2 separate regions of the Homo sapiens genome follow, and region 2 is linked to region 1. Evidence: read pairs that join two places in POLR2A ChIA-PET (ENCODE). Cell type or tissue: PC-3. All regions are shown on one strand. Links, peaks and the distances in the headings refer to the core of each region. The heading gives the core; the rest is flanking DNA. Region 1 holds the start of LOC124906068 (a long non-coding RNA gene). Region 2 overlaps NT5DC4 (5'-nucleotidase domain containing 4).

The links. ChIA-PET counts read pairs that join two places held together with the same protein. Peaks named below come from ENCODE experiments on the same cell type or tissue, not always from the same donor. Only the 100,000 strongest peaks of a DNase experiment are listed, where the experiment ranks them.
Region 2: POLR2A ChIA-PET joins it to region 1 with 7 read pairs; 2 of 35 experiments call an interaction of 5 or more read pairs at or near these places.

What each region holds. Positions count from the first base shown.
Region 1 is chr2:112,899,853-112,912,573 of GRCh38, forward strand. LOC124906068 (a long non-coding RNA gene) reads right to left here and starts at 8,694. Exons shown (of 3, transcript XR_007087196.1): 1 at 8,605-8,694; 2 at 6,095-6,172. It overlaps IL37 (interleukin 37), which reads left to right and starts at 11,313. Exons shown (of 6, transcript NM_014439.4): 1 at 11,313-11,396. In PC-3, for the core only: no CTCF peak of the experiment used is centred there; no DNase peak of the experiment used is centred there.
Region 2 is chr2:112,730,316-112,743,036 of GRCh38, forward strand. It overlaps NT5DC4 (5'-nucleotidase domain containing 4), which reads left to right. Exons shown (of 17, transcript NM_001393655.1): 17 at 8,598-8,780. The coding sequence ends at 8,621. It overlaps CKAP2L (cytoskeleton associated protein 2 like), which reads right to left. Exons shown (of 9, transcript NM_152515.5): 7 at 12,391-12,454; 8 at 10,503-10,692; 9 at 6,034-8,733. The coding sequence ends at 8,508. Among named protein-coding and RNA genes, the nearest start is that of NT5DC4, 16 kb to the left of the region's middle. In PC-3, for the core only: no CTCF peak of the experiment used is centred there; a DNase peak (open chromatin) is centred at 6,896; H3K4me3 peaks cover 386 bases; H3K27ac peaks cover 2,006 bases.

The DNA of each region.
Region 1 (12,721 bases), core at 3,016-11,015:
ATATGAAGAGAAGGCCTTAATGTGGTTAACTATGTAATTTTTTTCTGACTTTTTGAAATACTGAGAAGAGCTCATGACTCTCCCATCTCCTAATTCTACCTTGGTGGATTTTAGACTGACCACAACTCATGGGTAAATGAGGGAAGACGAATAAGAAACCTTGCTTTTTTTTCCTCCTTGTTTTTGGCTGGCTGCAGTGGCTCACACCTGTAATCTCATCACTTTGGGAGGCCAAGGTGGGAAGATCACTTGAGCTCAGGATTTCAAAACTGGCCTGGGCAACATAGTGAGACCCCATCTCTAAAAAAAAAAAAAAAAAAAAAAAAAGGCGACAGGCGGTGCGTGCCTGTAATCCTACCTACTCAAGAAGCCGAGGTGGAAAGATCACTTGAGCATGGGAGGTCAAAGCTGCAGTGAACCTTGATTGCACCACTTCATTCCAGCCTGGGTGACAAAGCAGGACGCTGCCTCAAGAAAACAAAAACAAAACCTTAATTTTTTGGCTATTCTTTTCTGGTAAGAATGGTATAGAGATGGGGATGAGGATGGCTATTGTATGAGAGAGCAAACAGGGTCCAAGCAGTGCTCTGGGCTGTCTAAGGACCAGTAGTCAGCTTAACTTCTCAAATTTCCAGGGAAGGAGTTTGGAGTGGTAGAATATCCTGGGTATGCCCAAAGCATCACCTTGCAAATAGCCTGTCATGAATAATTTGTTTCATTTGTTATGACTGGAAACTGGCTTTGTGTATGCCAGAGAATGGGGGCAGGAAAGAGAGATTGGTGTCTTGAGCTCTCTGTGCCTCTGGGGCAGTGATGCTTTTCCTCTCATGTGGAAGGAGAGCATGACTGAAAAGGTGCACAAATAAGGTGTCTGTGAGAGAAATTAACCTTCCAGATACAGAGACACAACCTTCCCCAAGAGGTCCTCATTGCTCTGCCTTTTTTCCTTTTTTTTGCTTGTTCTACCATTAATAACAGAAACTGATTATGACCTCAAAAGAGAGGAGAAAGCGACTCTCCCCACCCTAGAGCTAGTTAACCACCATATCTTCCTAGATCTCAGTTCAAGAGTCACTTCCATCCCCAATAAAAGCCCTTGAGTGCTGAGCACCTCTCCGTCATAGCATTTGTCCTAGGGGTTTTTGTACATTTTCTTGTGTGAAACTTGGGTTGACATCTGTATTTCCGACTAGATTACAGTTTCCTCAAGGGTAGGGATGTCTTGCTTGCCATTTTCAGTTCCAGCATCTAGACAGTACCTCAAGCAAACAAGGCCGAGGGGGGTGCGGATCACGAGGTCAGGAGTTCGAGACCAGCCTGATGAACATGGTGAAACCCCGTCTCTACTAAAAATATAAAAATTAGCCAGGCGTGGTGGCAGGTGCCTGTAATTCCAGCTACTCAGGAGTCTGAGGTAGGAGAATCGCTTGAACCCGGGAGGTGGAGGTTGCAGTGACCTGAGATCCACTGCACTCCAGCTTGGGTGACAGAGCAAGACTTCGTCTCAAAAAAAAAAAAAAAAAAAGAAAGAAAAAAGAAAATAAAATGAATGAATGAGTGAGATGAATGAGTTAGCAGTGTTGGATTTAAGTGTCAGATTCTTCCCAGCTTGACTTTTTTCTTTGGCTTAGTGATTTTGAGGTCCCAAGATTTATTTTCCTTTCACAAAGGTGATCACTACCATAAGATCTTCAGAAAAGGAAATGTGGCAGGCCAGGTCTCACTAATGCAGATCTCTATAACAACTGTTTCAGTACTGACTAAATGGTTAAGTTAAATATTAAAAACCAGTGTTCTTATACAAAGGCTGGAATGTAACAAAAGCCCATCAAGAGTTTTGCCCAGGCCTTTTCTGGGCCTTAAAATATGACAAAATAAAGAAGGAATTCTTAACAGGACCCATTTAGGATTAAACAAGTTTTATTGTGGGTCTGAAGAAACTCCCCAGGCCTCCACAAACAAGTTTATTGGTGCTCTAAAGGAACTCCCCAAACCTCCATGATTTAGCAGGGGACAAGATAAGGGTAATTACCCCAGCACCTGGACCCATTTAGATTAAGTAAATTTACTGAGGCTCCAGGGGAAGATCTTCCGGACTCAGACCTTAGTTACAGATTAAAAGAAGTTAATCACTTACGTCTTCAGGTGAATGCACACTTACACGTAGACATATAGCTTAGAAGGTATATAAGCTCTGGAAAATGTCATAATTTTGAGTTGGCCTGGTGATGATTTCCAGGCCTTCTCCCTGTAACTGGTTGCAGAAATAAAAACTCTCTTCCTCCCCAGCTCATCTGCATCTTGTTATTGGGCCATGAGAAATAGCAGCCCAACCCTCAGTTTGGTCCTGGAACAGAAACTCTGGATGAACACTATCAATAGAGCTCTTTGCCATGATGGAAATGTTCTATATGTTTGCTGTACAGTAGTCATTAGTCACATGTGGCTGCTGAGCACTTGAAATGTGGCTAGTGAGATGAAGGAACTGAGTTTTTAATATTACTCAATTTTACTTAGTTTAAACTTCAATAGCTACACATGGCTAGTGGCTACTGTATTGAATAGTGCAGTTCTAAACTATGTACTTCAAGTAGAAGGAAAATGATCCCAGAGGGGAGTCATAAATAGAAGAAGAAACGAAGAGCAAAGAAAATTCTAAATATATGCAAAAATGTAAATGAACACTCATGCTATAAAATAATGCTATTTTAGAAAGTTTTAAAAGTATACGGTATTAACATATATGACATTAAAAGCATGTAAGTTGGGAGAGGATTGAGGTAAGTGAAGGTGTTCTGTGGGCCTTAAATTAGATGGGAGGAAAATAAAGCTACTCATTAACATTAGTTTTTTAAATAAATTAAGGATCCATGGATTACAGAGTAATTTTAGGTAAGTGCTAAAAAATAGAAAATAAATGCATAAGTTTCAAACTAGTAGGAAGAAAAATGAAATGATAGAAAATATTCAAACTAAAAGAAAGCAAGGGGGAGAAGAAACAGAATGAGAATAATGAATAGAAAACACTATAACTGTCGTAGATTTTCAGTCCAAATGCTCTATTTCATTGATTTAAGGGAAAACATTTATTCCTATTTTTACATCTCTGAAATGGCGAGGCATATGCCAAGCTGTGTGTATTACAAGCTCTGTCAGCCAGCTTGTGTCAACTTGGCTGGAACTCTTCATTTGGTCATCAGTTGAGTTTTGTGTGTCATTGTCATTACATGTTTTGAGTTTAATTGCTGTTTAGAATGTCTTCAAAAAGATGCCCTCTGACTTGTCATAGAAACAGAGCAGCAGAATGAAAATTTAGTATTAGTGAAGCAATTCCAATCTTTTTTGCAAACACCAAGAGCTATAAAAAAGAAGCTACTCATGACTTGAAGAAGCTGTGTACTTTTTCTTTGCTTCTGGGAATGTAAAACCAGAGAAATTGCCATATCTCTGAGAATTGAGGAAAGAAATTTTGAGGTGCAGAGAAACTGATGTGATTGATTTATGCACATCACAGAGATATTGTTAAGGTGTGTGTCTCAGGAACTAATTGGTGGTGTTTTTTTTTTTAATTCATACATAAAATATGGCTGTGTTTTACAGTCCATGGTGTATTAGATGTTTGATGTAAATGATTTACATTATAAAGCTGAATAAGGAAAGCAAACAGAACCCATGCTGTTTTTGAGATACAGCTAAAATCAGCTGGGCATGGTGGCTCGCGCCTGTAATACCAACACTTTGGGAGGCCGAGGTGGGTGGATGACCTGAGGTCAGGAGTTCGAGACCAGCCTGGCCAACATGGCGAAACCTCATCTCTTCTAAAAATACAACAAATTAGCTGGGCTTGGTGGTGGGCTCCTGTAATCCCAGCTACTTGGGAGGCTGAGGCAGGAGAATTGCTTGAACCCAGGAGGTGGAGGTTGCAGTGAGCTAAGATCGCGCCATTGCACTACTCCAGCCTGGGCGAGAGAGTGAGACTCTCTCTCAAAAAAAAAAGAAAAAAGAAATATATCTAAAATGTAAGAATGGAGAAGGCTGAAAGAAAAAGGATGGAAAGAGATATACCACACAAAAACTAATTAAAAGAAAGCAGCTGTATCTGACAAAGTGGACTTTAAGGCAATAAGCATTGGTAGACATAAAGAGTGTGTCTCCTTAAAGATAAAAGCTTCAGTTCACCAGGGAGATATAACGATTCTAAATTGGAATTGGCTCTGGAATTAGTCAGATTTGGGTGCAAATTTTTTTTTTTTTTTTTTTTTTTGAGACGAAGTCTTGCGCTCTGTCCCCCAGGCTGGAGTGCAGTGGCGCGATCTCGGCTCACTGAAAGCTCCGCCTTCCGGGTTCACGCCATTCTCCCGCCTCAGCCTCCTGAGTAGCTGGGACTACAGGTGCCTGCCACCATGCCCGGTTAATTTTTTTTTGTATTTTTAGTAGAGACGGGGTTTCACTGTGTTAGCCAGGGTGGTCTCGATCTCCTGACCTCGTGATCCGCCTGCCTCGGCCTCCCAAAGTGCTGGGATTACAGGCGTGAGCCACTGCTCCCGGCCTTGGGTGCAAATTTGAGCTTTCTCACTTATTAGTGTAAGACATACAGCTAATTTCTAAATCTTCCAAACCTCAGATTTTTCATCCATGAAGTGAGGATTATTATAGAGCTCACTAATAACATGGCTTCAAAAATATATAATGCCAAAATTGAGATCAAAATAATAAATCTATATTACATGGGAGATCTTAATGTACCTCTTATATTATTGATAGACTAAGATGATCAAAAAAATAGAAAGAGAGCAGTAAGGAGAGCAAGCATTTAATCAATAGGACCAATACATTTTAATCAATAGGATCCTCAGGAATATATACAGAATACCAAACCTAACAACTGCAGAAAACATGCCAAACATTTAGGTACAGACATTGTTGGAAAATGCAATCTTGAAACGAGTGGACTGACATTCAGAAGATATTAATAAGAGCACTAATGATGGGGATTGCAACCATGTCTTTACTGACTTCCAGAAGCTTCTTACAGTAAACATGAAATCACATAATTTCTTCCACTTTCCTACTGTTTCTTGTTCTGGGCTCTGTCCTGCTTACTGTCTAATATCTTGGCCCCTTAAAAGTTGCTAATCTTCCAAACCTCATTCCTGTGACTGGGCCGCTGGTCCTTGTTCATGGGCCTTGAAGATACTGACTGTACACTTATCTGGAGCATCCAGTGCCTACCACCTGACCCAGATTCCTCATTGCGCTCCTCCCTCCTCCACCTAATGGGATTTGCTCATACCCGTGTGGGACCCCTCCCATTTTCCCCAACTGAATACTTATCAAGACAACGCATTGCCATACTCCCTCGTACCCTGCTCTGGGCATCAGACTGAATGTTTGTTTCCATTGAGGATCTGCAGCTGCATCAGTTTCCCCAGCACCGTCCAACCCCTTGAGCATGGCTAGTCCTAAAGCAGAGAATTAGCCTTTCTATCCCTGCTGCTATACATGCTGGGACAAATAATAAGAAATGACAGCATTTTATGATAATGCAGGCTGCAGGAGGCAGGAGGCAGGAATCAAATTCGTGCTTATCAAATAGTGCTCCAATTCTTTGAATATTGGACTATAGAATATGTCATGGATCTATGCTCAGGTGGGTTCCCTATTACTCACTCCACTGAGGCCAGGTTGTGGGATTAGCTGTCCAAGAGGGAGTTTCAGTCTCACAGCATAGGGTCATTCTGAGAATTACTGGCCCACACTTGTGTGGAGACCTCCAGAGAACAGAATCTGGGTTGGTGCCATGTACTTCCAGGAGGAGAGAAGTGGCAGGATGCCCAGCCCCACAATCAGAGGGGAAGGGGCAGAGCCACATGTATGAAGATCCTCTCCCCAGTACGTGCCAATCACAGGGCTTCCTAGCTTTTGGGCCAAGGAAACAATGTGGGAAGCAAAAAAGGACAATTTTCTCCTCCCTTTGCATGAAGACTGAGCAGTTTTACCAGATTCCCAGGGAAACACCCTTCCACTCTGGGTTGAATGTGAGTGAGAGACATTCAGCTGGAACACTAGAAAAACTATTTCCTGAGCCACTCACCTTTAGCCCTAGAAAGTGTTGGATTTGTCCTTCATCTTTGCCACAGTAGAGACTGCTGATAGCATCAGAACTTGGGCTCTGGAATTAGACAGATATGGGTACAAATCTGAGCTCTCTCACTTATTAGTGTGGGATGTAGAGCAACTTTTAAAATCCTTCCAAACCTCAGACTTCTCATGCATGATGTGAGGATTGTAATAGGGCCCACCTAATAGGGGTTTTTGAGAATTAAAAAAGTTATTCAATGAACAGCATTTAGCAAGATGCCTGACCATTGAGAAAATAACAAATTGTTTATTATTATTGTTATTATTAAACATCTTTCCTGCACCTTCTGACTGGGGGCATCATATCATCAGAAATACTTAGGATGGGATGGATTCCTGCATGGGCTGAGTCAAGGGTGCAATAATGGAGGAGTGAAGAAGGAAGAAATGGAGGCAGAAATCCCCAGGAGCCCAGCATGGTACAAGGCTGAGCTAGTGCTGCAGAGCCTCCTTGGAACAGCCACAGAGCTTGCATCTGGCCCTGGAGGAACCTCTTCTAGCTGGCAGGACCAGCCACAACAGTGGCCAGGGGATTTCCCAGGGCGTGGGCTCCTAGGAGTTCATTTGGACCAAGCCTGCCTGGAGAGGGGTTATAACAGGGATCCTTCCCTACTGGCAGGTGATTTACCCCTCGGTGAGAAGCTCAGGCATTTGTTTGATGGAAGGTGGAAGGCCCTGTGCTGGGCCAGTGACTATCAGGGATGGGCGGGTGGCTGGAAAATAGCAAATAAGACAATATGATAACACAGTTAACCACCACACTATGTGAAGCTACAATATGGGTATCTGTAATAGACAATTCCAATGTAGAGAATAATTCTAAGGTGTCATTCTCCCCCCCAATGCCATAAGCACACGGCCTCTGCCTGGGTTTCTCACTGTGGAATGTCCTCCTGGTCTCCTCATGCCCAGAGAGTGGGAAGTACTCCTACTTTAACACCGGCTTTCCTGTCATCTCCCTGCAGCCCTCCTCAGCCCCCTCTGCACAGGGAGGTTTCCTCCCTGCTGCTGCAGTGCTTTGTACTTGTTAGTGGTACCTGCACACAGGTATTGGTGTCCTTGTCTCACCACCCTACATCACTGTAAGCTCCCCAGGAGCAGGCTTCCTGTTTGACTCACCTGTGATCCTCCACCTCCCACCCTGTAGTGCCTCAAGCATTGAGGACAATCACTGGCTGCCCCTTAACCCAGAAATGCTGCCGAGACAGGAGGCCATGGCCCAAGTTCCTGGAATGGGGTATTACTATGTCAGCACAAAGGCCTTTGCACAAATGAAGGCTTTAAAAATGCAGTCCTAGTCAGGTGGAGGAGGGCTTATAGGATTCCCAGGAATCTGGATCATTCTCTTGAGAGCTTTCCCTTGTCTCTGTTAAAACTCACATCCTACGGCCCAAATAACAACAAAAAATGGATGTAAATTCTTGAAATAACTTGTGGATGGGGGAACAAGGCCCACCCCCCAGATCTGCCAGAAGCTTCAGGTGAGGGTCCCAAATGCCAAAAAGTCTGGTATCAGAGAGGATGGCCAGTGACCTGGGGACACATGCCCTTTGCTGTGTCACTCAAGGAGCAGCAGCCTCGGCCCCGCACAGTGACCAGGACCCTGGCTTCCCACGCTGGGCAGGAGCTGGTGTCTGATGAAGGGAATGCCTGGCAGCACGTGCTGTCTGTCTCCTCGTGTCAGCTTACCTGGCTTTGCTGCGAAGAGGCCACTTGCATTTCTTTATTTTTTATATTTTTTTAATTTTTTAAATTTTTTTATTTTATTTTTATTTTTATTTATTTATTTATTTTTAATTTTTTTTTAATTTTTTAAATTATGCTTTAAGTTTTAGGGTACATGTGCACATTGTGCAGGTTAGTTACATACGCATACATGCGCCATGCTGGTGCGCTGCACCCACTAACTCGTCATCTAGCATTAGGTATATCTCCCAGTGCTATCCCTCCCCCCTCCCCCCACCCCACAACAGTCCCCAGAATGTGATGTTCCCCTTCCTGTGTCCATGTGATCTCATTGAATTTCTTTAAAGGTGGAATCTCTCAGTGGGGTCTAATCTGTTCAGAAATATCAAAAGAGTATCCTTGGGAATGACTGGAATTCCAGAGTCATCTGGTAATCCTCATAAAACAACTCCTGGATGTCTCTCAGCACATCTCCCACCTTGAATGCAGGAGGCTGGTTCAAATGGAGGAGCATCGCTCTACTGCACTTTTTTTTTTTTTTGGCCTAAAGTGCAAAAGGGGATACGTTTCATGTAAATAAATCAACTGCAAATCGCTAGTTATGCTGAGCCCTGTCCCGTGCTGTGGACACAAAGGAACCAAAGGCTTTTCTCCCCGCCCAACACACACATAACACACACACAAAATCATAAAAACATACATACCCCCAACACATAACAACACACAACACACACACAAAATATATACACACAACACACACCAAACATGCCCACAAACCTGTGTCCAGAGATAGATCCTACTGGTGGGTTTGTGGTCTCGCTGACTTCAAGAATGAAGCCGTGGACCTTCGCAGTGAGTGTTACAGCTCTTAAAGATGGCATGGATCCAAAGAGTGAGCAGTAGCAACGTTTACTGTGAAGAGCAAAAGGACAAAGCTTCCACAACCCAGAAGGGGACCCCAGCAGGGTTGCTGGTTGGGGTGGCCAGCTTTTACTTCCTTTTGGCCCCTCCCATGTTCTGTTTCCATCCTATCAGAGTGCCCTTTTTTCAATCCTCCCTGTGATTGGCTACTTTTAGAATCCTGCTGATTGGTGCATTTTACAGAGTGCTGATTGGTGCGTTTTACAATCCCCTTGTAAGACAGAAAAGTTCCTGATTGGTGTGTTTTACAATCCTCTTGTAAGACAGAAAAGTTCCCCAAGTCCCCACTGGACCCAGGAAGTCCACCTGGCCTCACCTTTCAACTCCATAATGGCATGAAAATACATATGTTGTACAAAACATACATACACAAAGTATACATGCATCTCCCCAAATATACACATACCACAGAAACATACACACAGGAACTCAGCTACCTGTCAAAAGTCTGCATGGTGATTGCCTCTGCAGTGAGTAGTTAGAAAAGTGAATTTGTTTTTCAATAAATTGGAGTCCTTAAAAATCGTTGTAAGATAGAAAATTTTTAAAAGTATATAAAATAAAATATGTATGTCCTTTGGTCTAGCATTTACACATGTAGGAATTTATCCTAGTGGAGTAATCAATGATATATGCAAAGATTTGGACAAGCATATTAAGCACAGAATTATGTATGCATATGTGTGTGTATATATATATATATCTCATACATATAATAATGTAAAAGTGAAAATAACTCAGATGTTCAAAATTGAGGATTAGTTAGACTATGATCTGTCCATATGTGACATACAAGTTAGCTGCCCCTTATTCTCTCGAGCTTCAACCTCCTATAAACAGTGTCCCTTGTATATCAGTATTGGTACAGATAATCGAACTTATTGAGGTTTTACATGGGGCAATAAAGGCAAGAGTTTATGAATACTCCATACTACACTAGGTAGCACCCCCTATTAAAGACAAACTCTTCTCTCTCATTTCCCTTCCTTTCCGGAACCACTTGGTTGAATCTCTACAAGTCTCTATTGCAACTGCCTCAACATGGCACCCTCCCTGCATCTCCATCTTCCCTGTCCTGAGAGCAATGGCCTGCTGCCCCCACACTCACATCCTCATTCATTCCAGAAGTGAGCACCACAGAAGTGCCTACAGTTACCCCAACCACCTTCTTAGAAGATAAGTTAGTGTTTGTTTTGACTTTTTAAAATTTTTACTTCCTCTTTTCCTTCACAATCTCATCCCATCCCAAGAGGTTTATCAAGAAGTTCTCTAAAGATATGTGTCTCCTTATGGAATTTAACAGAAATCAGGGATTTGTATTCTAGCCATCAAGGGAATAACATTTTTCCAGGTCTTTAGACAAATAATGGAATACCTTGCAGTAATTAGATACACTATTGTAGAAAAGTATTGATGAAATGGAACGATGTTTGAGATATCATATTGAGTAGAAAAGGCAAGATACATTAAGTAGGAAATGTATCTTACAAAATAATTTGTCAGACACACTCCTATATTTGTATGTTATATAAATGCGTATGTGAAGAAAGGCTAGAGGATGAGACCACAGTCTTCGGTGAAGTTTAAGAGATGAGGCTGCAGCATGCTCAGAAAGGCCTGGGTTATAGTTCTTCCAGTAATTAAGGATGTGATCTTGGGTAAATTGTCCATCCTCTCTAAACTGCACCACCTTTTGTCTGTAAAACAGGAAGGATGGTATTTACCCCCAGGGTCATCAAAGGATTTGGTTGGAGAAAAATAAATAAATGGGCTGAGCCCAGACCTGGCACAGTGAGAGCACAGTGGTTGACTATTGTGCTGGCCTGTTGTTCCTGTGTTATTGACATGCTGCTGGTGGTGGTCCAGAAGCTATTACCTTAATTGGTTATGTGGATTTCCCCTCATACTGAGCAGCTGTGTGTGGTGTTGTAAAACATAGCCATACACAGTAACTGACAAGGGCAAATGTGATGGAAAAATGCAAGGAAGTGCAGATAAATAGCTAATGGGCTGTAGAAGGAAGCTAGTCCTTGGAGGGCTTGATCAAGGAAGGTCCTTTTGCATGTCACCTTTGAAGAAGAGGGGACATAGAAGAGGTATAGTGCATCCCGGAGTGTACCTGGAAGGGAACATGAAAAGAGGACATTTTTCTCTGGGACATGGGGACTCCACTTGCATGAACTCTGGAATTGGGGCAAAGAACCATCATGAGAACAAGGGCTTCCTTGAACCTCCCAGGCTCATTGGCTGATCTAAACCCTGTGTCCCCTCTTTCCTTCACTCTCCTCTGTTTTCTATACCTGTATTATTGGACTGGACTGGAAGCCACCTGATCTATCACAAGTACCTTGAAATGTGTTGAATAGGTGTGGCACAGTCCTTAGCAGAGTGGCACTACCCCCACAGGAATTTGTTTATACCGTTGGCATGGAAAATAGCAGGAAATGAGTGATCACTGATAACTGAGGATGCTATTTATTATTGGCCAAAGGAATACTTGTGTTGTATTTGCATAACCACTCACAAACTGTTGATTACAAATGAGTACCAGACCTAGCTCCTTCAAGTAAAGGATCCTGAGAACTGAAGGCAAACAGAGCTCCAGGAGTCCAAGACAGAGCCACAGACCACGAGGATCCCTGGCCCAGGTAGGTGGTCCTCCTGCACTGGCTTTCAAGGCCAACAGGATGGATGGGGAAGTAGAGTAGCATCTGGCCATCTAGACCCTTGCTTTTTATCCCCACTGGAAGCACATCTGAATTTCTAAATATGATCTCTGAGACCTGCCCAGAACACCTTGCTCTCAGCCCCAGTAGCAGCCTGCTCTCTCCCAGGAGGGCTTCCACTAACAAGTAGGGCATTGCTGGAGGGCCAGGCAGACACTAGCTTAGGAAATCCACCAACCCTGGAAATGCTAGTCCCTTCTCTGAAGGCTCAGAAGACTGACTTTAGAGTCTAGAAAATATTGGTCCTTGGGAACAGATTTTGAGTGCAAAGAGATGGACTTCAGATGGCCAGATGCACTGCTTCTTTAGGGAATTCTGTGAAAGCTCCCTGCATTTATCTTAATACAGGCAGCAGATTTCATGAGTACCCCCGAGGGATGGCCCCAGGTCCTCCAGCCTGTGAGCATCCTTCTGTCCTTCAGCAGCACCACAGTATCTTTATATGTCTTTGGATACCTACGTTTCTGCCAGACATCTCTTGCTCTGATGTTCTGGCTGCCAAATTCTCTGTCAAGCGCCTCCAATTTTTTGTGTCCTTTGATTTACCCCAACATGACAAAGGCAGTTGTGCTTCATGTATTCAGGGATACTGCCAAACCACAAACAGGTTAAAATCAAATAGCAGATATCCCTGTTCCTAAAGACCCATCAGCTCTACCCACCTGCTCCTGCTCACCGTCCTTATTGTTGAGTCCTGAAGCCCTTCCTTGTCATTTTTATTTTTTGCATGAACAATTTAGTTCCCTTTGTCTCACTCCTAAACCTTTCTCAAAGGATTGGATTTGTACACAAACTGCCTATCTCTGCAATCTTAGAAGTGATATGATTCTGAACAAATCACTTAACTTTTGATTTTTTATCGGTAAGATGGGAATACCAATTTTTGCTCCACTTCTGTCCTATGTTGGCCTGGGCTGATGTTGAAAGCTCTCGGTCAACTGAGATAGGGTGTGCAGAATTTATATATATAAATATATCTCCTCCAACCCCTCCCAATGAAGCAAGTCACGTGAGTCAATCCTACCCTAAGATATTAGGGATTGAGCCTCCTGGGACATTTGGTGGCTTAGGTTTTCATGAAAAGAGGTTGCAGAGCAACTGCTTTTTGTTAGGCAAAGATTAGGCTACTGCAGAGACTCAGCAAACTTCTATAGAAGGTGTCAGATGGTAAGTATTTTAGGCTTTGCTTGCCAGATGATCTCTCAACTAGTTAACCATGCTATTGTAGCCTCGAAGCAGCCAGAGAC
Region 2 (12,721 bases), core at 2,203-10,202, 170 kb before region 1:
AAAAAAAAAAAAAAAAGCGACAGTTGGATCCAAAAGGGCGACAGGTTCTGCTCAGCAGTGCTTTGTGCACTGTTGGGCCCTGCACCCCTACGGACTGCTGTTGGCCAATCCATACACATTATTCCCTCCAGGGGAAGTTGCAGGATGTGCCCTCTTCCACATTGAGGCTTCCTCCCCAGACAGGCTTTGTTAACATTAATGACTAGTGGCTCTAGCTTCAGATCCCTTTGACACTTTGTGAGGCTTGACCCGCGTCTGAGCTGAGACAGGAGTGGATGCCTGGATTCCTCGTTGGGTTCTGCACCCCCAAAACCCTGCATAAATGTTCCTCTTTCTCCCTTGGCTTTCTGGGGGCTCACTTTAAAAGATGTGTATCCCATAGGTCCCCTTTAGCTGGGTTGTACCAGGCACAGTGTTTGTTCTTTCAACCAGTATTTACTGAGCACCTCCTGTGTGCCGGGCAGTTTAGAAAATAAAGTGTAAGTTACTTCATTCCTGCCTAGGAGAAGCTCAAAATTCAAGTGCATTCACAGGCTTTAATCAGTGGTTGGCAACTGTTTTTCTATCCTAGCCCAGCAGAGAGATGGACACACTCCTGTCAGTAACAGAGGCTTGCTGGGGAAGCCTGTGGTTTGATCCCTCTATATCCTCACCCCATCAGGATCCAGCCTAGGGCATTTTGACACATTATCTACCCCTGGTTGGGCGTCACTGTGTGAGCTTGGGAAGAAAATATCCATAGTCACTTTCTGTGTTTCTTATAAGGGTTAGGGCAAAGAGAGAAACGAGGATCAGGAAAGTTACATCGAGGCTGACGGAATCCTGGACATGGGCTGGCATCACGGGCCATCTTCTACTTGAGATATTTTTCAGATAACACAAGTATGGAAAAAGGAAAAAGCAACTGTATTGAAATCTCCTAAATGCAGCAGATTTGGAGCCTGCAAACACTTCTTTTAGGGAGGAGGCAGTATTGCTCTTAACCTAGAAGGCATCCTCAATGGTCTTTGAGACGTTTGGAAACGTGTGCACAAGTGAAATTATTTTACCTACTTCTCTTGAACGCATGATGTCTCATATCCAATTTTATTTCTAAACATTTCTTTTAAAAAATAGTTATTTCTGTGCACTTCTGATTCTGTTACTAGTAAGAACAGTAAAACCTGATTGGCTATATATTGCCTCACTAACTGCTCTTTCATTCTGGGTCACTACGAAAGATGTTAAATGAGATAGCCCAAATGTCTTTGAGTTTGTGTATACACATTAAAACACATAAAAAGTCATACTCATGATTTTAAAACTTGACTCTCGAATGTGTTAGAAGCTTCTCTGTGGTATTAAAGTGCTGAAGCATCATTGCTCTGATGTCACTGATTTCAGTTTACTCCTACAGTTTACTTTTTGTCTGTTAGTGGTATCATCTGGCATTCTGTGGAGACCTAGGTTGAATCTGCATGTTTGAAATGACAAAGTAAACCCTTGAAGGAACAGGTCTGAGGACACACTTCATTAGCTTCATTTTCTGTGGATAAACAATGGCAACACTTAGATACCTGAGGATAAATAAGGGACAACGGGCCATGGAATCAGAGAGTTTACTTTTTTTTTTTTTTTTTTTTTTTGAGACAGAGTCTCATTCTGTCACCCAGGCTGCAGTGCAGTGGCACGATCTCGGCTCCACCTCCTGGGTTCAAGCAATTCTTCTGCCTCAACCTCCGAGTAGTTGGGATTACAGGCATACTCCACCACACCTGGCTAATTTTTGTATTTTTAGTAGAGACAGGGTTTCACCATGTTGGCCAGGCTGGTCTCAAATTCCTGACCTCAAGTGATCCGCCTGCCTCGGCCTCTTAACGTGTAGGGATTACAGGCGAGAGCCACCGAGCCTGGCATTTTTTTTTTTAAAACATCTTCTTTGCATTTCAGAAGCTTCCAGGTTTGACACTGCCAAGGCCTTTTCTTCCTTTCCCTGGTTTGACTTTCAGGTCCCAGAGCCTGCAGGGGCAGGTTCTCCAGTAAATCCCAGGTCTCACTGGCCTGTGTCTTTACAGGGGCAGGTTCTCCAGTAAATCCCAGGTCTCACTGGCCTGTGTCTTTACAGGGGCAGGTTCTCCAGTAAATCCCAGGTCTCACTGGCCTGTGTCTTTACAGGGGCAGGTTCTCCAGTAAATCCCAGGTCTCACTGGCCTGTGTCTTTAAACGCTTGATTCTTAGTCAAGAGCTAAAGGATAGTATTTATCAGAAAAACTGCTCAGACCCTAGAGCCCATACTTTTCCGGAAAGGTCCTGAAATATAGTGTGGTAGCTAACACTACAAAAGTCAAATCTCAGAATTCCTACCCAGGGTAGAGAGGATACAGAAAAGGACTGAGGGATAAACAATCTGGCAGAAATGCTTTAGGGGATCCTAGCGAGGGAAAGGAGAGAGGTGGCCAAAGGGCCTTTCTTGTGCTTTTCCTATGTCTGGCCCATTCCCTGCCTCTTCTCCCTGTTACCTCCGCTCTCCCCTCAGCGAAGATCCCTGACTAGACCAGTTTCTCTTTAGTCCCTCGCTCATAGGCCTCTATTTCTCAGGACTTGGAGTCTTGCATTTGTGGTTCCTAGATTAACACGTGTCCTCACTAGACTCTCAGCTCCAAAAGGTAATGTCCTTTTGGCTCACCGTTGTGTCTCTGGCATCTACGTACCTGTGTATTTTATTGAAAGACACATGTCACCCAGTTTATTATTACTCTTGTAGAACTGCAGGGAAAGGGCAGGACAAAGAATATGAGAAAAAAGAAAGTGGAGAAAGGATATAGGGCTTTGGATTAGAATGCTACCTCCTACCCAGACACATTCATGAGAAAACTCATATCCTTAGACAAACTCCTAATTCTGTATCTGTCCTACCTCATGGGTAGGAGGTAGGACAGATACTTCTATTTGGGTAGTTTTTTTTTTTTTTTAAACTTAATGTCACCTCTACACTCCTGTTTTATCTATACCTTAGGGACAGAAGCACACCATTGCTTCCAAGACTGTGTGCAGACACTGACATTCATCTCCCATTTCTGGAAGAATTTTTAGCTGGGCATGTGGCCATCTGATACACATTTCCCTGCTTCTTTAGATGGGGTGGGAGGGGGGGACATGGGACCAAGTTCTGGCCCCTAAATTCTGGACAGAAGTAATGGTCCAACTTCCAATCCGTGACCTCAGGAGGGGCATACCTTCCCGTTCCTCTCTTCCCCCTTCCAGCTGGCTGGAGAGTGAAGTTGGGTGGGAGCCTTCTTTGGCCACATGGACGAGGCTGCCTCCAAGGGATGGTGGAGTCACAAGACAGACATAGGCTGGGCTTGGCAGTAGATTAGCATTGGGCTGTCACTTGGATGGCTGATGTGAGAGAGATGCATTTCCATTTGGGACTAGTGACAGCAGCTGAACTGACATCCTCATTCTGGCATCGTCTTGAGCAGTCAGGAAATGAAGAGAACAGAAGCAGCATCTCTGTGGTAGTGAACTAGTGGTAAAAATGTGATCATTTATTTGTAGAATAAATGACAGTACTTTGGCTGTCACAGTGATTCCTGCTTGGTAAACTGGGAACAGTTCAATAATTTATCTTGCTCAGATGTGTTTCCTTATCATCACCTTAGTCCTCATTTCCTTACTTTAAATAGAGATAGGAGTTAAAAGTTCTGAACCTGGAGCCAGACAGCCCTGACTTTGAAATTGCAGGACTGACATTTATTAACTACTCTATTTCCATAACCATGTCATAAAGCTATTATAAGGATATAGTGAGATAACGGACATGGAGCTTGGCCAGAGTAAGCACTAAATAAGTGTTTTCTATGCTATTATATATATGTGTGTGTGTGTGTGTGTGTGTGTGTGTGTGTACATTAGTCAGGATTTTTTCTTTAGCAACTGAAGGAAACCTAATGAAACTGGTTTGAGAAAAAACAGAATTTATTGGTTCATATAACTAAAAAGTCCAGGGTTAGCCCAGCTCCAGGCATAGCATTAACCAGGGAGTCAAATCAATGTCATTGGACATAGCTTGCTCTCTCCAACTCTCAAGTTTATTCCATGTTGGTACTATTCTCTGGCAGGTTTTGTCCATGAGGTTATAAGATGGCTGTTCCCAAACTCCAGATTTCTATCTTTATCTTTTCAGCAACTCTACCAGGAAGCATCTTTCTAATGAAAGTCTGGGAAATGATGCCTCACTGGTTGTGACACTATCCCATCCTCCAATCAATGCCACTGGCCAGGGAGATGCCAAGTTTGGCTTTGCCAGGACTGGGTCACATGCGCATACTGGGGTTGAGTCCATTCTTCTTAACCATGTAGATTGTCAGCAGGAAATGGGTGGTAGTAGGGAAATTGGGGTGCTTTTTTTGTGAGACAGAGTCTTGCTCCGTCGCCTAGGCTGGAATGCAGTGGTGTGATCTCAGTTCACTGCACCCTTTGTTTCCCGGGTTCAAGTGATCCTCCTGCCTCAGCCTCCCAAGTAGCTGGGACTACAGGCACACTCTACCACATCTGGCTAATTTTTGTATTTTTAGTAGAGACAGGGTTTCACTACGTTGGCCAGGCTGGTCTTGAACTCTTGGCCTCAAGTGATCTGCTCACCTCGGCCTCCCAAAGTGCTGGGATTATAGGCGTGAGCCACCGCACCCAGTCTGGGGTGCTTTTATTGGAAAAGGGAGTACATGCCAGGGAGGCAAGAACATTTTTTTTTTTTTTTTTTTTTTTGAGACTGAGTCTTGCTCTGTCACCCAGGCTGGGATGCAGTGGCATGATCTTGGCTCACTGCAACCTCTGCCTCCCAGGTTCAAGCAGTTCTCCTGCCTCAGCCTCCTGAGTAGCTGGGATTACAGGTGCGTACCCCCACGCCTGGATAACGCCTGTATTTTTAGTAGAGACAGGGTTTTGCCATGTTGGCCAGGCTGGTCTCAAACTCCCGACATCAAATGATCCACCCGCCTCGACTTCCCAAAGTGCTGGGATTACAGGCATGAGCCACCATGCCCAGCCTCAGGAACAGTATTTTATAGTATGTAAAAGACTCAGCCGAGTGCCTGGCATAGTGAGCACTAACAAATGTGAACCATCATGCCTCTCCTCTGTCTTCTGGTTCATGGTCATTCTGCACAGAGATGCTATATATAATCCTCCCCCCCCTTTTTTTCTTTCTTTAAAACTTGCTTTACACTCACCTCCTCTAAAAAGCCATCCCCGAACAACATTAGACTTATTTTTGCAAAGGCCCATATTTCCACTACAATTCCCTATGAATCTCCTTCCCAAATCATTAAGGGCCCACCTTCTTTCCTTCCCACTCTCCCTCCTTCCTGCTCCCTATGTCTAGGAGCAGCTATTTACTAAACAAGAGGGTTACTGAGTATCTACAAAGAGTCCCAGAATTAGGGTGCAGTTTTCTGCAGCTGCAGTACCATCCACAATCATTTCCACAACCTTTTGTGTCTGCAAGACTCTATAGTCTGACGAGGCTGATCGAAACCTCCAATGTGCCATTTTGAAACTTATAATTATTAGACACCAATAGTTCAACCTACACTGTTATTGTTGGTACCCAGGGTAATACTGTGAGACATCCTGCAAGGAACTAGCAATAAAGAAAATAAAACTGCTCTTTTGGGAACTAAGCTGTAATGTCAAGACAATGGTTTTGAGGAAAGACATAAAACCACCATAAAGAGACAACTGACTCCTAGGCCTGGGGTCAGGGGAGGGATTTAGGTAGCAAAGATGGACCACTCTAGAAGCCAGAAAAAAAGTAAGTGCACAAGCAATGGATGGCACTGCAGGATCGATCATGAGAACCTGGTCGACGGGCTTAGGACAGTGTCTGAGGTTCAAGGCAAGAATATTCCTAACACAGGACTCACTTCAGACTCTCTAAGCCTGGTGATTTTGAATATTTGATGCCTCTACGTCCTATGTTCAGATTTTGTGATCTCTAAGCAGCCCTCTGAGCATTACTTGGCTTCACAGGTAAAGTTAACTCTAATTCTTGCATTTTGGTGACAATTTTATTTTATTAGGTATATTTAAGATTTACAACATGATGTTATGGGATACATATAGATAATAAAATGGCTGCTATAGTGAAGCAGATTAACATTATCATCTCAGTTTTTTTGTGATAATAGCAGCTAAAATCTACTTATTTAACAAAAATCCCTAATACAATTGTATTAACTTTAGCCCTATCTCTAGACTTGTTCATTTTATCTGCTATTTTGTATCCTTGGCCTGCATCTCCCCATTTCCTCTTCCCCAATCTGTGGTAAGCACTTTCTCTGTGTACTTGAGCTCTTTCTTAAAAAATTAAATATTCCATATGTGAGATCATGCAGTATTTTTCCTTGGGTCTGGCTTATTTCACTTAGCATAATGTTCTCCAGGTCCATCTATGTTGTGGCAAATGGCAAGAACTCCCTCTTTTCCAAGGATGAATACTATTCCACGGCATGCATATGCCGTATTTTCTTTATTTGTCCATTGATGGGCATTTAGGTTGTTTCCACATCTTGGCTATTGAGAATAACACTGCCACAAACATGTGAGTGCAGATATCTTTATGAGGTGATGATTTCATCTTTTTTTTTTTTGAGATGGAGTCTTGCTCTGTAACCCAGGCTGGAGTGCAGTGACGCAATTTTGGCTCACTGCAACCTCCACCTCCCGAGTTCAAGTGATTCTTCTGCCTCAGCCTCCCAAGTAGCTGGGATTACAGGTGCCCGTCACCATGCCCGCCTACTTTTTGTATTTTTAGTAGAGACGGGGTTTCACCATGTTGGTCAAGCTGGTCTTGAACTCCTGACCTCAGGTGATTCACCCACTCCAAAGTGCTGGGATTACAGGTGTGAGTCACTGCGCCCAGCTGGTGATTTCATCTTCTTTGGGTACATACTTACTCAGAAGAGGGTCAGATAACAGTTCTATTTTTAATTTCTTTAGGAGCCTCCATACCGTTTTCCATAACGGCTGCCCCAGTCTACACGCCCACAAACAGTGTACTAGGGTTCTCTTTTCTCCACAATCTCATCAACATTTATCTCATGTCTTGTTAATAGCCATTCTTATAGATGTGAGGTGATAGCTCACAGTGGTTTTAATTTACATTATTCTTATGATTAATGATGCTGAACACCTTTTCATATCTATACCTACTGGCCATTTCTTATGTCTTCTTTGGAGAAATGTCTGCTCAGGTCCTTTGCCCATTTTTAATTATTAGTTTTTCCACAATTGAGTTGTAAGAGTCTCTTATTGAAAGTCTGCTGGTATTACAGGTTTATAGCTCAGTTTTTTGAGCTTTATTATAAATCTGACTTTCAGAAATAGATCTGCTTCCCTTAAAAAAATCTAGTTCCTGGATGAGGCTGATAGACCTTTGATCAAAGTCCATTCTCCTTGGTAATGAATGCTCCTTGTTTCTTAGGACAGCCAACTGGTATATCCTTAGACAAACTCCTAATTCTCTATGCAAAGCCATTATCATGGTTTTCTATAATAAATAAGATAAACAAGCAGGAACTAATAGAAATTTAATGTTGTTTTAAGATAATACTTAAATATTAAGAAAGCTAAAATTTAAAATGTGTTGACTAGGTTTTTCTACACAATTATATTTACATAATGACTAAGGTAAAACCTTTCCACAAATAGTTGCCCAGGAGGAAGAAAAAGCAACCTACAACAGTCTCTGGGGCTTGCACTGCCTTCTCAGGCCAGCTATACCCTAGCTGAGCAAAGAACTGAAGAAGCAAGTGTCCACTCCCCACCCCTCTCCCCTGCCCCCCTTTTGTTACTTGAAGTGTTTCTGAGTAACAAATGCAAAACTAGGTTTGAATATAAAAGCTAGACGACCATGCCAATTCAGGATTGTGTTTCATCTGAGGAGACCTGGCATAGAAAAAACAAGAATTCTCTCTCATTTACAAGGATACTGTGATGAAAGTCAAAGATCACACATAAATTTATGATCTCTGAGCAAAGGCACAGCTAGCATAAACTCATCTGTAAAATGAGGGGTTTTGACTTGGCCATCTGTCAAGGTCCATTCAGCCTGTCAAGCTAGCGTCAAAGTTCAGATCTTCCACGATGAAAGAACTTGCCCTCTGCTAAGGTGGATGCAGAAAGAAAAGTCCCATTATATTGTGGGACCAACCTTCTGATATAAAAAACTATGTTGGGATTAAAGTAGATCAATAAAGTATAAATATTTATCATAGTTGTAGGGTAAATATTCAAAAGTTTGAAATTTATGTATACTGTAAAACTGGCAAACTGGTCTTAAACACATAAAGCAAAGATTTTCCCATGGGGAGAGAAAATTTGAGAGTAAGCCCAGTGAATTACTTAAGTCCTGAGCGTCCATAATCTGCATCCATGATGCCTCTCTTTTTTTCCAGGTCACTTGGACAAGAATATTTCTTGTCTTATGTTGGTTCTGAAACACCTTTTTTAAAAAAAGCATCAAGAAATTATGATTCAGGGGTTTGAAACCCCAATGTTACAGGCAGCGCCTCATTTCTACGGAATATAAAACATTTTGTTTCTTCCACTTCTAACAGTTCATCAAGAGAAGCCACTACTAAATCGTGTTCCTGCAGCATTTCTGGGTAGCGGGACACTGCTCGCTCAATCCTCGACGAACGCCGTACAGGAGTGATAAATTTCATGTCTTGCACTTCCGGCATCCCATTTATTCTGAGAGACAGCAAGAGATGCATTAAAAACCTTATCATTTAAAAAAATTATCTTTATTATTTTTTGTTTCTTATTCAATAATAAAACAGGGAAGACATTTTAACATAGGGTGATACAAGAGATATGTCTAGAGCAGCTTTCATCTTCAGATGGCTTTTTCTAGGAGTTCGAGACCAGCCTGGGCAACATAGCAACACACTATCTTTACCAAAAAATATAAAAATTAGCTGGGCATGGTGGCACACACCTGTAATCCCAGCTACTCAGGAGGGTGAAGTGGGAGGACTGCTTGAGCCCAGAAGGTCAAGGCTGCAGTGAGCTATGATTATGCCATTGTACTCCAGTCTGGGCAACATGGCAAGACCCCAGTCTCAAAAAAAAGGCTTTTCCCTGATTTCCAGAATGTACTGGGTGGTGTCCATCTGTTCTTGGATGGTGTAAGCATAAGGATTTATTGAATGAAGTATGAAGTGTGGTTTTTATTTGAAGTCAAATATTTGGCAGTTGGTGTTCATTTATTCTATAAACTTTCAAAACAGATGACAAGTTTTAAGGAAATGGGGCCTAATACCAAATTTGGTTGAATTAATGAATTCCAAGATTCTTTCTAGCTTTTTCTTTTTAAAGACAGGGTCTCACTCTGTTGCCCAGGCTAGAGTCCAGTGGTGCAATCACAGCTCACTACAGCCTCAACCTCCTAGGATCAAGGCATCTGTCCACCTCAGCCTTTCAAGCTGGTGGGAGCACAAACGTATGCCAGCATGCCTGGCTAATTTTTTATTTTTCATAGAGTTGGGGTCTCCCTATGCTGCCCAGGCCACTCTTGAACTCCTAGGCTCAAGTAATCCTCCTGCCTCGGCCTACCAAAGTGACAGGATTACAGGCATGAGCCACCATGTGCCCAGCCTTTTCATTTTTTTTTTGAGATGGAGTTTCACTCTTGTTGCCCAGGCTGGAGTGCAATGGTGCAATCTTGGCAGACTTGCCTGCTAGTTTTCCTTAGGCTAATGTAATTAGTGGTTTTGTGAATTCTAGAGCCATTAAGAGGTAGTTTTTGGATTAACTGTTTTCATCTACTTATGAGCTGACTGTAGTTCATCCACTTATGAACTGAACTGTTTTCATCCTCTTATGAGCTGACTGTAGTGGGAAAATGGTGTGTGTCAGAGAGTTTAGGATTGGAAGAGATTCGGCTGTGCTTTCCAGGTAACTAAAACAAAGAACTGTTGTCTTGGTGCCCTTGTTTGGAATTCTTTCCAGATCATGATCAGAGAAGAGTGGTGCTACACTCACATTTTAGAAAATGACACTGACGCCCTGACATAGCTCCTTAAATTACTATGGATTCTGCCTTAAATTTATATTTGTTAAAAAATAAAACGTTTCTGACTTTATGAGCAGTCTCTGACTAGTACATACTCCACTGCTCTCCGTTCTTAGAGGGGTATTCACTGTCCCTTTTCTCCCACAGCTACAGAGTTTGCTCCCGCTTGGGACTTTGTGCCCCATCTTATCACCCCAACCATACCCAGCTGTGTCAGGACTTGCAGGAAAGGCAGATAGGATCTGCAAGTGCAGGACAAATGAGAGTGAAAAGGTAGGCGAGACCATAGGACGGGGGTGAATGCATTCTAATACCCCTCCTGACTCTGGCAGCACCTTCCTCACTGCAGGTCAGGTCTCAGTTACTCTAGATCTGTGAAGGAAAAATCGAGACTTGGACTAGAATTAAGTCTGTGAACACAAAGTCTGCTTTAGAGTTTGCTTACCTAGGGATTGGACCAATCTGTAATTTGATACCAGGATAATTATGCTGTTCTGCCTTGGCTATTCGGGGTGTCGCCGTGACTTGTTCCCTCTCTTTTGGAGAAAGACAAGACTTCACAGATTCCATCTTCTTGGCCAGCTCTTCCACTGATGTTATACTAGTTTCAGCAACTAAAGAGTCAGAAGTAATCCCTGTGTATGTAAGATCATGAAGGAAAGTAAGATTTACCAATTTAATACTTCAACTAGAAGTCAATAACATGAAAAATACATACATACAATGATTTCCCAGTGATCTTCATGGGCTCCACATACTGAATAGTGATTGATTTGAAGTGTGACTTATAACTTGTTTTTTCACGTTAAGCTCTGTAGCAGTGTCTTGCTACATCAGGCTACCCTCGTAGCCAGCCCCCGAGACTGCTGTACGTAGATTCTTGACACCCTTTCAAGACTCTGAACATATCTCCAGTCTCCTATTCACTCTCAAGAGAGCTCTCTTAGGGACTAATCACTGGCCTTCTACCCTTACACCACACCTTGGATCAATTTTCTTGACTCACTAAGGTTAACTCACACAACCTCCCAATCCCATTCCTCCCCAGGATGACCACATGGTTACTGCCTTGGACAGTGGGCAAAAACTGTCTTGCATTAATAGTTTTCATGGTAGCCCAAACACAATCACCAAAATGAAAGGAAGGAAATCAGACTGTGCCAGGCACACTGTGGCTAGAGGCTGACACCCTAAGTGAGGTCAATAGGGTGCAACAAAGGCATGGATTCCTGTCTTCTCTTTTTATTCCTTTTAAAACACTACCATGTTTTAACCAAATAACTGAATTGTAGCCTCATTCTCAAAGAATCTACTATTATCTATTTTATGTCCTTCTTACCACATGTAGTGGGTTACTTAGCTACATGACTTGATTGTTCCCCAGTTAAATCTACTCTTTTTTTTTGAGATGGAGTTTCGCTCTTGTTGTCCAGGCTGGAGTGCAGTGGCGTGATCTTCATTCACTCCAAATTCCACTTTCTGGGTTCAAACGATTCTCCTGCCTCAGCCTCCTGAGTATCTGGGATTACAAGCACGCACCACCACAACTGGCTAATTTTTCTTTTCTGTTTTTTTTTTTTTTTTTTTTTTTTTTTAAAGACAAGACAGGGTTTCACCACGTTGGTCAGGCTGGTCTCAAACTCCTGACCTCAGGTGATCCACCTGCCTTGGCCTCCCAAAGTGCCGGGATTACAGGCGTGAGCTACCGTATGCAGCCTAAATCTACTATTAAAGGAAAAAGATTTGTCACCTTTTAAGATAACAAGAAGAATCCAATTTATTTTCTAAAGATAGCTTGTTTTTTCTTTCCATTCATATAACAAGTATCGTAAGCAATTATAATGTCACTCGTGTTTGGCACAATATATGTCTCATAGAAGAGTCTTCTAAAGGTTATGACCACTGACAGTGATGGTCATCCAATTGAAGAGATTCCTGAGATAGCTATTTTTAAAGCGTAACACAAATTTAGATGAGTATGTTGGTGGGTTTATTATGATTAAACATGTAACTTAAGGCATTTCTCCTTTCTGCCTCAGTCTCTTCCAGCAAAGAGCTGTTTGTCTTCTGCCATCTAGGATTCCAAGGAAGTGGGACACTCCAGTCTAGGCTGTTTTGGTGGAAACAACCTTTGTTCAGTATTGAGTAGTGCATTTACTTGTAATAATACAAATAAGTCAGCTGATGACAATGGCTGAAAGGGCCAGGTCATGGAAACCAAGAAGTGAGAAGCATTTCAGGGGATGATTCTTTTCTTCTTTTTCCTATATGTCCTGGATGATTTTTACTGGTACAGCTAGAGAAGATGAATTTAAATTCAAAAATAATAGTACCTTCTGTGGTTCTGTTTGAGTCTTGCAAGATATTAAGAACAACTTTCCGCAACTCTTGTATTGGCTGGAAGGAAGGAAGAAAACATACAAAATCTTAAAAACATTCATGCAAAAAATTTGCTAAGGAACTTTAACTTCAAATACATGTTTTATAATAAAAGTTTCCTTTTAAAATCTCGTCTAACTATAAATCTTTTGTCTAGCTTGACAGTTTTATAGCTTCATGAGAAAAGTAAAGGAACAGAGAAAATTCTGATTAAGTGTTGGCACACTCGACTTAATGAACAGATGTATTTAAAGTTGTCCATAATGTAATTTGTCTACATCAAAT